Linked DNA regions of Homo sapiens: all the other regions are linked to region 1. A link is a contact called in ENCODE Hi-C or POLR2A ChIA-PET data. All regions are on one chromosome and are shown on one strand. Each heading gives the region's core, a stretch centred on a gene start or an enhancer-like site at or near the end of the contact. The rest is flanking DNA. Distances are from core to core; before and after follow the strand shown. Region 1 overlaps LOC107986256 (a long non-coding RNA gene). Region 2 holds the start of EVC (EvC ciliary complex subunit 1). Region 3 overlaps EVC (EvC ciliary complex subunit 1).

Region 1 (3,782 bases), core at 145-2,644:
CTCAGCCTCCCAAGTAGCTGAGATTACAGGCGCCCACCACCACACCCGGCTAATTTTTGTATTTTTAGTAGAGACGGGGTTTCACCATGTTGGCCAGGCTGGTCTTGAACTCCTGACCTCGTGATCTGCCCACCTCGGCCTCCCAAAGTGCTGGGATTATAGGCATGAGACACTGTGCCCGGCCAAGGGTGGAATTTAAAATTGCACACAACAGCTCTCTGGCAAGAGTGTGGATGCATCCTGTGGAAATTGGCATTTTTGAGGGTCTGGAGCAGGGTGTCTGAGCTATTGACCCTATTGACACTTTGGGAGGGATATTTATTTGTTGTGGGTGGCTGTCTAGTGCACTGTAGGATGCTGAGCAGCACCCCTGGTTTCTATCCACTAGGGCCAGTAGCACCACTTCACGCCATCCTAGTCACGACAATCAAAAATGTCCCCAGACATTGCCAAATGTTTCCTGGGTGGGGGATCACCCCTGTTGAGAAGTACTGGGCAACAGCAATATTTCTCATGCTAACAAATCAGCACCCATTCATTTTTATTAAGCCCCTGGTAGGCGGCAAACACTCTATTGGGTACTTTGATTCAAAGCTCACAGATAGGAAAAATGGTCCCCACTTTACAAATGAAGAAACTGAAAGAAAGTAACTTGTTCAAGTTGAGTGATTGAATAAATTAATGAATGTCTGACAGCTAGTGTGGTCTTGGTCACAACCAGCTCTTCTGGTTCCCTAGCTGGAACCCTGAGCCCTCCAGAACTGATTCACTGCTAATAAATATCAATTACTCTACAGATAAAGGAAGTGGATTTGGACTGAGGGTGCCTGGAGGACTCTGAGAAAGGGCTCTGACAAATGAACTTCCCCAAAGCAAACCCTCTTTCCCGTCTGTGTTAAAGTTGGTGAAGATAAAGATGGTTTTCTAGATAGTGGCTCTGGGGACACACTGAAGACTCAAAGATTAAAATGTCACCATGTTTCAGCCTGTTTCAGCTTCTACTCAGCTATGACACTGCTTTTATTTACCACTGCACTGTTTTCTTCATTGGGCTGTGAGGGTGGGCATGGGGACCTGTTATTCATTTCTGTTCCTGCTGGTGCCTGGCATGTAATGGGCACATGTTTTTTGGGTGAATGAATGGATAACTGAAGGGACGGAAGGGGGAGGGAGTGTGTGTTACCTCTCTTTGCTCCCTCTAAGACCTCCCCACCCGTCCATCCTTGCTTTGCCAGACCCTTGGCTAAGAAAATGCCAGCCAACACTGTGTTCTCAAGTGACTCTCAGTTCTTAGAAACAAAATGATGGAATTTCAGTATTGGAAAAATGCTTAGACATGACCTCATCCCTACCCAAGCTGGTTCATGAATCATCCCCATAAAATTCCTGGCATGCCAATTAAAACCATTCAGCTGTTCATTCATTCTTTCATTTTGCTGAACATTTGTTAGGTACCTATATCGTTCTGGAGGCAAGGAAGGATGACGATGACAATGATGACCTTGGCCTCAACGAGTCTGCATTTGTTTAGATATGGATTAAGCTGATGAACCAAAGGAATCCCCAAATTCAAAACATAGTCATGCATTGCTTAATGACGGGGATACATTCTGAGAAACGTGTGTTGGGCAATTTCAGCATTGTGCAAACATTGCTGCACAAATCATAGAGAATACTTACACAGCCCTAGGTGGTGAAGCCTACTATATGCCTAGGCTGCATGGTCTAGCCTACTGCTACTAGGCTACAAACCTGTGCAGCATGCTACTGTACTGAACACCATAGGCAACTGTAACACAATGCATTTGTTAACACAAAGTATTCGTGTATCTAAATCTATCTAAATACAGAAAAGGGACTATAAAAATAAGGTATAAAATAAACAATAATAAACTTGGATAGGGTACTTACAATGAATGGAGCTTGCAGGACTGGAGAGTTGCTCTGGATGAGTGAGTAGCTGGTGAGTGAATGGGAAGGCCTAGGACATGACTGTATTATACTTTAGATTTCAGAAACTCTGTACACTTTGGCTACACTCAATTTATAAAAACATATTTTATTTCTTTAATAATAAATTAGCCTTAACTTACTATAACTTTTTTTACTTTATGAACTTTTTAATATTTTTAAACTTTTTGACTCTTTTGTAATAACATAGCATAAAACACAAACATACTGTACAGCTATACAAAATTTCTTTCTTTTTTTTTTTTTTTTTTTGAGATGGGATCTTACTCTTTTGCCCAGGTTGGAGTGCAGTGGCATGATCATAGCCCACAGCAGTCTCCAACTCCTGGGCTCAAGTAATCTTCCCACTTCAGCCTTCTGAATAGCTGGGATGGCAGGCATATGCCATCATGCCCAGATATATATATATTTTTTGTATTTTTGGTAGAGATGGGGTCTTGCTATGTCGCTCAGGCTGGTCTTAAACTCCCAGACTCAAGTGATCCTTCTGTGTACCTCAGCCTTCCAAAGTGTTGGGATTACAGGCACGAGGCACCACACTTGGCCACTTTCTGTCTTTATAACCTGAATCTATAAGCGTTTTTCTACTTAAAAATTTCTTTAGAACTTTGTGTTAAAAACTAAGACACAAATACGCACATTAGCCTAGGTCTCACAGGGTCGGGATCATCAATTTCTGCTTCCACATCTTGCTCACTGGACAGTCTTAGGGGCAGTGACATGCATGGAGCTGTCATCTCCTAGGATAACAATGCCTTCTTCTAGAATCCCTCCTGGGGGACCTGCCTGAGGCTGCTTCATAACTAACTTTTTTCTGCATAAATAGGAGGCACACATTTTAAAATAATGATAAAAGTATAGTAAGTACATAAACTTTTAACATAGTCATTTATTATCATTATCAGGTGTTATGTACTGTATGTAATTCTATGTGCTAAATTCTATGATTGACAGTGCAAGGAGGTGTGTTTACACCAGTACCACTGCAAACACGTGAGGAATGCATTGTGCTACGAAGTCATGATGGCTGCCATGTCACCAGGAAATAGGAATGTTGAGCTCTGTGATAATCTTATTGTACATGTGGTCCATTGCTGCCCAAAATGTCATGATGCTGCACACGACTGTTAAGTGGTATCACCAAGACAGTGTCTATCCTCTCTTAACAGTCCAGAGGCAGTAGGCGGTCCAGGTCAGGTAGGCCATTCTGCTACATGAGGACGTCCCACACCACGGCTACTTCCTTGTGGTTGCTCTGCTACTCCCTGGAGTGCCGTCCTCCCCAGCAGGTCTTCAGGTGGTCATCACAGCCTGCAGGAGTGGTAGGAGATGCGGTCGGTGCATGTGTCATTTCTCACATCCTGTTGGCTGGAACTTAATTCCATGGCCACTCCCACCTGCAAAGGCAATTGGAACACCTAGTCCCTAGCCCAGTGGCCATGTGCTCAGCTAACACTGGAGGTGTATGTTCTATTTGTAAAAAGAAAGAAGGGGTAAGTGGATACCATGAACAAGTAGGTGTCTCTGCCACACTGCCCAACTCCTTCATTTTTTTCAGTTTACAGATGGGGAAAATGAGGCCTATAGAAGGGAAGTGACTTCTCTCAGTGCACATGATGAGGCAGTGGCAGTAGAATTTTTTTTTTTTTTTTTTTTTTTTGAGACGAAGTCTCGCTGTGTCGCCAGGCTGGAGAGCAGTGGCACGATCTTGGCTCACTGCAACCTCCGCCTCCTGGGTTCAAGCAATTCTCCTACCTCAGCTTCCCGAGTAGCTGGGATTACAGATGAGTGCCACCATGCCCAGCTAATTT
Region 2 (3,422 bases), core at 394-2,893, 670 kb after region 1:
CCCACACCAGGGGGTACGTGGCAGCTGTCAGGCATGTGACAAGACCACAGGCTAAATGCCAAGCATGTTGCTGGACCGTTGGAGTTGTTTGACAGTCAGTCATTTAAAGGTTAATTTAATAGTCAACAACTTTATGATAAAGTAAAAAGCAAATAACCCTACATTTAAAAAATCTCCTTAGTATTTTTTATGGAGTCAGGGTCTCACTATGTTGCCAAGACTGGTCTTAAACTCCTGGGCTCAGACAATCCTCCACTTGAGCCTCCCAAAGTGCTGGGATTACAGGCGTGAGCAACCACACCTGGCCCAAACACCACATTTTAAAAACTAAAGCCTAAGCATTCATGGAAATGTAAAACAAGAGCGTCAAGTTATTGCCCCCATACATGTCCCCAGGAACCTTGGAGATGCTTCTAAGGTAATATATAAGAAGCTCCACATAGCAGAGAGTTTGCCCTGAAGCCAGACACAGGTGTAAATGAGACAAGAATTCTGCCCCACTCCTTAATTGCAAATGAGTCACCTCTCCTCTCCAGCTGTCAGTTTCTTCATTTATTAAAAAAAGATGAAGAATTTGGATAACAGTTCCCATCTTGCCATGAGGAAATGATGAAACAAACTAGAAACAAGCTGGACATCTAGGCTGAAAGGACAAAGCCCTCCTCTGCTGAAGCAGATCCCCATGGTGTCCCCTAGCCCGGCCCACACAGGGAATTAAGCTCCACAGGGTAGGTGTGTGTGTGTGTGTGCCCCTGAGTGCAAGTGTGCAGTCGTGCATGTGCATGTGTGCTTTACCCAGGCACCCAGGACAAAAGCAAACATCTAGTAGCTACCCCATAAATGTTTGTTTAAAGCAAACACAGTGATGAACTCCTTTAATTTTTTATCACTCTAAACAACTGTGAGATACTCACTAGCCTGGACACTGCCTGGTTTGTGGCTGGCCTATCCCCCAGCCTGCAACACACACACAACAGATTCTCTCCAAGTGCTGAGTAAATGAAGGATGGTGCAGTGTCCTGGTCCTAGTGGGGAGCGGGTGTAAGGGTCTCTTTATCCATTGTCTCAGTGGGGAGTGGGTGTAAGGGTCTCTCTACCCTTGGTCCTAGTGGGGACTAGGTGTAAGGGTCTCTCTACCCATCGTCTCAGTGGGGTCTGGGTGTAAGGATCCCTTTACCCATCCTCCTAGTGGAGACTGAGTGTAACGGTGTCTCCACCCATTGTCTCGACCTTCCCTGGGACAAAATAAGATTAAAACAGGAGTCTTCGCGTGAGCAAGTTCAGAGGCGTGGAGGGCGGTGTGTTCCCGGGAAGGTTGATGGGTAGAGGTTAGGGGCAAGGGCAGGGGGTTGGAATTGCATTGATCCCAGCGTCTTCATCAGGAGGATGGGCGGAGCACCCACCGCAGAGGGTTATTGAGAAAGTTAATGAGATCATTAAGCTAAATGCGTAGCATATTCTAAGCCTCAAAAAACTTAAAGGAGCCTTCTAAGCCTCAGTAAAGTTAAAGGGGTGGAAACCGGGCCCCCCTCCGGAAGGGTCCGGGGCTGGGAGGCGCGTCTGTCTCTGGGCATGCTCAGTGCAGGGGCAGGGCTGGGGCGGGGGTGGCTGAAAGTTTTGAGCGGTGATCCAGGCTCCTCCCTCCGGCTCGGCGAAGCAGGGAAGGGGAGAGAAGCAGGAGTCGGGAGACTGCACAGGCCAGAAAGTCTGCGGAGCGGGCCGCGCCCCTGGCCCGCCCGGGCTCCAAGTCCCGCGTCGCCGCCCTGGCGGGGACGGTGCAGCAGGCGGCGGGATGCGGCGGGGCGGCAGCCTGAGCGCCCCGGATGGCCCGCGGCGGGGCGGCCTGCAAGAGCGACGCGCGGCTGCTGCTGGGGCGGGACGCGCTGCGGCCGGCGCCCGCCCTGCTGGCCCCCGCCGTGCTGCTGGGCGCCGCGCTCGGCCTCGGCCTCGGCCTTTGGCTTGGCTGCCGCGCGGGCCGCCAGCGCACGCGACACCAGGTGGGTCGGCCGAGCAGACAGCGGCGGGGCGGGGAGCGCGGGGCGCGTGGCTTCTGGGTCCTGCGGGCCCGGAGCCCCGGCTCTGCGACTCCTTGAGCCTGGTTGGGAACTTCGCACGCAACCGCTTAGGCGTCGGGTTCCCCTTCTGCTCCAGGAGGGAGGTGGCGGCGTGACTAAAGGGCATTGGCCTGGGGTCCCCTGCGGTGCCTGTTACATCCCACTCCGTTGGGTGATCCTTGACAGCAGCCCAACTGCGCCACGCCTCGGTCTCCTCATCTGCAGCACCAAGGGTTTGGACAGGACGCTGGCCCTGCTCGCCATGGTGGACAGAAGGACGGCTGGGGCTCCCACGCCTGAATGCCTATTCCTGCTTCTGCCTCTTCCATCCTTGCGGTGTGGGTTACGTCGCCTGGCCTGAGTCCCAGCTGCCACATTGGCATTCATTTTTTCATTCACCCCACAGTAAAAGTTTTCAGGCACCTTCTACAGCCAGTCACTGGCCTAGGGACGACATTCATGAGCGGGAGAGACCCTGCCTTGAGGCTGTGAACCTCAAGGAGAAGGACGAATTGCAAGTTTGCAAGTAAACTATCGGTTATGACACCGCATGGGGAGTCTGCGATGGGACGCTGGCAATGCTAGCGTTTATTAAGTGCTGTGTACCAGGCACTGAACTAGACCCTCTCCCTAAATGATCTCAATGAATCTCCACAACAGTTTGTCTCTGCTTTGCAGATGAGGAAACTGAGGCACAGAGAGGTTAAGCAACTTACTAAAGTGACAGAAGTGTCTAACCCCAAAGCCACTGTGTTCTTCATGGATGAGGGTCGGGGTGGCTGCCTGAAGGAGACCAGTGGATGCTTCCTATGCAAGTGGCCCTCATGGAATTGGCTGTGCATGGCAACACCTGGCATATAGCAGGCATTCCATGAATAGTGGTATGGCCACTATTTTAGGTCCTTGCAACTTCTGCCTCTTTGGGGTGGGAGGAGAGTAAAGTCTGCGCGATCAGAAACAAGATGGCGTGGTCTTGCTACCCCCATTTCTGGCCCGTGGGAAGATGAGACAGATCTTGTGCGGTTTCCATGTAGGCACAGGCTCTTTCAGAATATAGGGGAATTTGGTGACTCATGGGGAGCATTACACCGCAAAGAGCTGATGAGGGCTGAAACTGAGATAATGCAAGATGCTCGTAGGTGAGTTGGGGGTTGTCAGATCCTGCTGGTGATTAAGAGACACTAAGAGATGCTGGCTTGTTGCATGGAGAGAGAAAGGGAAGTAACACACAGAGACTTGGCTGGGTGTCCTGTGCAATGTTTATAGACATCTGGTTCTTTATCCTCCAGCCCATGAGGTGGAGGAACTGCCATTATCCCCACTTTACAGTGAGGCAGGGGATGCTCTGCAAGGGTGTTTGTCCAGGGT
Region 3 (3,358 bases), core at 583-3,082, 720 kb after region 1:
GAGGTGCCTAGGCCTGAGCTGGGCGTGGCTGGGAGTGGGGGGTGCAGAGTCTGTGCCGAGGGAGATGCCAACGTCCGCCGTCCGCTCCTCCTTTCCCCCTTACTCTCATTCCACAAGCAGCTGCTCTCAGGTGTGCAGGGCCCTTGGCTGCCTCCGGTTGACATTTCCCCCTGTCTTTTCTGAGAGTCCCTGAAATGATGAGGTGGGGCTGGGGAGGGCCTTCTGTAGAATCTGACTGCGGGGAGTCGTGTTGGAAGCCAATCATTCCCCTGAAAATCTCGGCCGTCCTCAGCAGTCAGGCTCTCTGGGGCTCTAACAAAAGCCAGGAACTGCTGGCACTTTGCATTTCCTCCACAGCCCTGTGGGGGCCACAGGGCCAGATTGGCCGGGGGAGATGACTATAAGCCAGGTGGCTTTTCCTCCTTGACCGTTTGTAAATCTGGATTCCCTCCTAGGAGGGTGGCCCTCTGGGGAGCGCTACTGGTGACTAAGTGCCTACATGCTAAGCTGCGTCAGCCTCCCCGCACCCTAGGAGAGACACTTAATCCCCACCTCGGGGGCAGACGCAGATCTCGCTCATGAAGGAGAGGGGGAGTTCATCCCTCTGAGCTCCGCTCTCCCAGGCAGTGCCATTAGTTAATGACCCTGGTGGCTTCTTCTCAGCTGTTAATTAACATGCCCTGGTGGTTCCCAGGACACCCCAGCTATGGTCCTGTGTGTTTCTTTTTGCAGGACGCCCTGGAGAGGACGATGGGGCGGGCGCACATGGCAAAAGTGATTGAGTTTCTGAAGCTGCAAGTCCAGGAGGAGACCAGGTGCCGGCTGGCTGCCATCTCCCACGGCCTGGAGCTGCTGGCTGGTGAGGGGAAGCTGTCCGGGCGGCAGAAGGAGGAGCTGCTCACGCAGCAGCACAAGGCCTTCTGGCAGGAGGCAGAGCGCTTCAGCCGGGGTGAGCCGTGGGCATGGGTGCCGCCGTCCACAACACTGGCCTTCTGGGTCCCTGGGGCTGTGCAGTGAGAGGGCTGGCAGCCTGGGGCAGTGTGCCCATGATGCCGGGCACAGGCTGCCTTTCTGCTTCTGCCCTAGGGACTGGGTCACTGGGCTGCTCTCTGGGGCTCTCTTCCCTTCTCTGTACAGCAGAGTCCATGAGGGCCACTGCCCAGGGCAGGGGTCACCTGCTGCACTCACTCACCAGGGATTCCGGCTGATTGAGTCCCCACGTCCTGCAGCAAAGCCACCAGGAACTGCAGAGGGACAGAGGAGGGTGAAGGGTCTCACTAGAAATTTACACAAAGTGGTCCCTGTCGCCCAGCGGCAGCTCATGGTCATGCTGGAGTCATGTGGCCCTGCTCAGCGGCAGAGTGGGTGAGGGTGGGCCATGGTCCAGCATGTGGGGCAGGAAGGGGAGCCGTGCATGTGTCCCACACATGCTCCTGCCCCAAGGCTGACCCTGGGGTGGGGGTGGGGCAAGGCTCAAGACGTGGAGGCATCTGGGCTTAGCTGAGGTCACACTACTAGTGGGACCTACAGAAAAACCCAGGTGTGTCACCAGCAGGGCGGGCACCATCTCTGCAGCCGACACCAGCTTCCCCAACCTCCAGACAGGAGAAAGCATGAGGGTCCCCACTGAAATTCTGGCTCACAGAGTCACCTCCTATGCTGTGGCTTTTTTCAATCCCAGAGTTTGTCCAGCGAGGCAAAGACCTGGTCACGGCGTCTCTGGCTCACCAGGTGGAGGGAACGGCAAAACTCACGCTGGCCCAAGAGGAGGAACAGAGAAGCTTCCTGGCTGAGGCCCAGCCGACTGCTGACCCGGAAAAGTTTCTCGAGGTGACTCACATCCCCAGCCTCTGCACATGTGGGTGAGCCAGTTGTAGCTCTGTTCCCGTGACTGAGCACGGGACGCCGGAGGTATTCATCAGGCATGAGGTTATCTGCCTACTTCCCATGTGTCAGCCGAGTGACCGAATCTCAGTCCCTTAGCCCCTACATCCCTAGGGTCCTAGTGGACTGTAAGCTGGTGATAAGAGTTGTGCTGCCCTCACTGGGCTGCTGAGAAGAGGAGGGGGTAGGATCCGTAGAGAGCTTGGCAGAGTGCAGACGCATGGCAGGAGCACACAGATGGTGGCAATGGCGTGAAGGGAGCAATGTGTGGCCCAGAGGGGACAAGCATGTCCCGGAGAGTAAGGCAGGCTCACACACCCAGGGACAGGGCCCTTGTGGGTCGGCTGCAAGTCCAGGAGAAGGAAGGGAGTTCCCAGCCTTGCATGTGGGGTTGAGTGGTCAGGGCCAGGAGGTGGCCAAGGTCAGAGGTACCCTTGGTCTTGCCTGAGAAGGGGACAAGAAGACCTGAAGGAGGACAAAAAGCAAGATGTCACCCTCCAAGGAAAAGGAGTCAGCTGGCCCCAGTGCAGGCTCTAAGGACCTGGACTCGCCAGTTCTCAGAGAGACCACCGAGCTCTGGTTTCGCTCTGCTTGCTTTCACTAGTAATGGGCAGTGGGGCTGGGAGAGGACCAGCTTGTCCGTAACCGTCTTGCAGGCTGGTTAAGCATTGGGCGCTGAGGCCAGCCACACTTGGGTTTGGGTGCTGACTCTGCCACTAAATAGCTGGGTGACCTTGGGCATGTTGCTTACCCTCTGGCCCTCAGCTTCCACATCTGTGAAATGGGCATAATGGCACCTATATCACAGCATTGTTAGGATTCAGTGAGACCAAGGAAGGGGCAGCCCCAGCCTCACTGTTTGCCTGGGTCCGCCTGCCCTCCGTCAACACTTGGTACAGCACATCTCAGTTCTGCCAAGGGGTGGGTGGCACCATGTCTGGGTCCAGGCTCAGCCCAGAATAGAGGCCCAGGGGCTCTCCCTGGGGGCCAAGCTGGTGGTGGTGGCACCACTGCAGTGAGAAGCCAATGGAGGGGTCCCCCGAGAACAGAGGACAGGCCTCTAGGTCCCTGGTCCAGCTGCCTCCCTCACCCAGGGGGCCTCTTCCAGGCCCATACTTGGAGCTTCTGCATTTGCCACAAAGGGGTAGGGTAGGTTTTTCTATCTTTGAGACCCATTTGAAATAAGAGGAAGATAAGGCTATTCAGCTCCTCGTTATTTGGATATTTCTGGGCCCCTGTCCTTGATGTCACAGAGCCCAGTGTGAGTCCAGAGTGTGGAGACAGTGCCTGGGTGACCTTGGTGTCCCAGGGCCTCGGTACAGTCCTCGGAACGCCTCAGCGCTGGCGTTCAGGACACGTGGGACGCAGGCAGGGAAGGGTGAATGAGCGCATGCGTGCCTGAATGAACCAGGACATGGACAAATGGGCAAACGAGCGAATGAAGGAGGATGGAATGGGTGGGAGAATGAACGAA

What was found. Hi-C counts contacts between places; a loop is a spot of excess contacts on that map. ChIA-PET counts read pairs that join two places held with the same protein, here RNA polymerase II (POLR2A). Pooled maps may share reads with other maps.
Region 2: a loop to region 1 is called in a map of IMR-90, with 5 times the contacts of the local background. The contact joins the promoter of EVC here to the enhancer-like site in region 1. A Hi-C loop is called at or near these places in 3 of 168 maps with a recorded cell type or tissue (IMR-90, chondrocyte and endothelial cell of umbilical vein) and 2 of 50 pooled maps. POLR2A ChIA-PET finds 5 or more read pairs at or near these places in 1 of 52 experiments (AG04450).
Region 3: a map of posterior vena cava shows a loop between it and region 1 (36-fold over the local background). The contact joins two enhancer-like sites. A Hi-C loop is called at or near these places in 1 of 168 maps with a recorded cell type or tissue (posterior vena cava). POLR2A ChIA-PET finds 5 or more read pairs at or near these places in 2 of 52 experiments (AG04450 and endothelial cell of umbilical vein).

What each region holds. Positions count from the first base shown.
Region 1 is chr4:5,036,782-5,040,563 of GRCh38, forward strand. LOC107986256 (a long non-coding RNA gene) reads right to left here. Exons shown (of 3, transcript XR_007058005.1): 3 at 2,841-3,282. It also overlaps a transcript of STK32B not described here. Among named protein-coding and RNA genes, the nearest start is that of STK32B, 13 kb to the right of the region's middle. Within about 2 kb of position 1,395, at least 5 of the 41 ENCODE cell types and tissues checked have a DNase peak (open chromatin) inside an H3K27ac peak, as active enhancers do; they include endothelial cell of umbilical vein, where a contact is called at or near this core.
Region 2 is chr4:5,709,558-5,712,979 of GRCh38, forward strand. It overlaps EVC (EvC ciliary complex subunit 1), which reads left to right and starts at 1,644. Exons shown (of 21, transcript NM_153717.3): 1 at 1,644-1,997. The coding sequence starts at 1,824. RefSeq lists silencers at 1,603-1,652, 1,703-1,852 and enhancers at 2,323-2,392, 2,978-3,287.
Region 3 is chr4:5,752,104-5,755,461 of GRCh38, forward strand. EVC (EvC ciliary complex subunit 1) reads left to right here. Exons shown (of 21, transcript NM_153717.3): 9 at 733-949; 10 at 1,682-1,830. Among named protein-coding and RNA genes, the nearest start is that of EVC, 43 kb to the left of the region's middle. RefSeq lists an enhancer at 841-1,796. Within about 2 kb of position 1,833, at least 4 of the 41 ENCODE cell types and tissues checked have a DNase peak (open chromatin) inside an H3K27ac peak, as active enhancers do; they include endothelial cell of umbilical vein, where a contact is called at or near this core.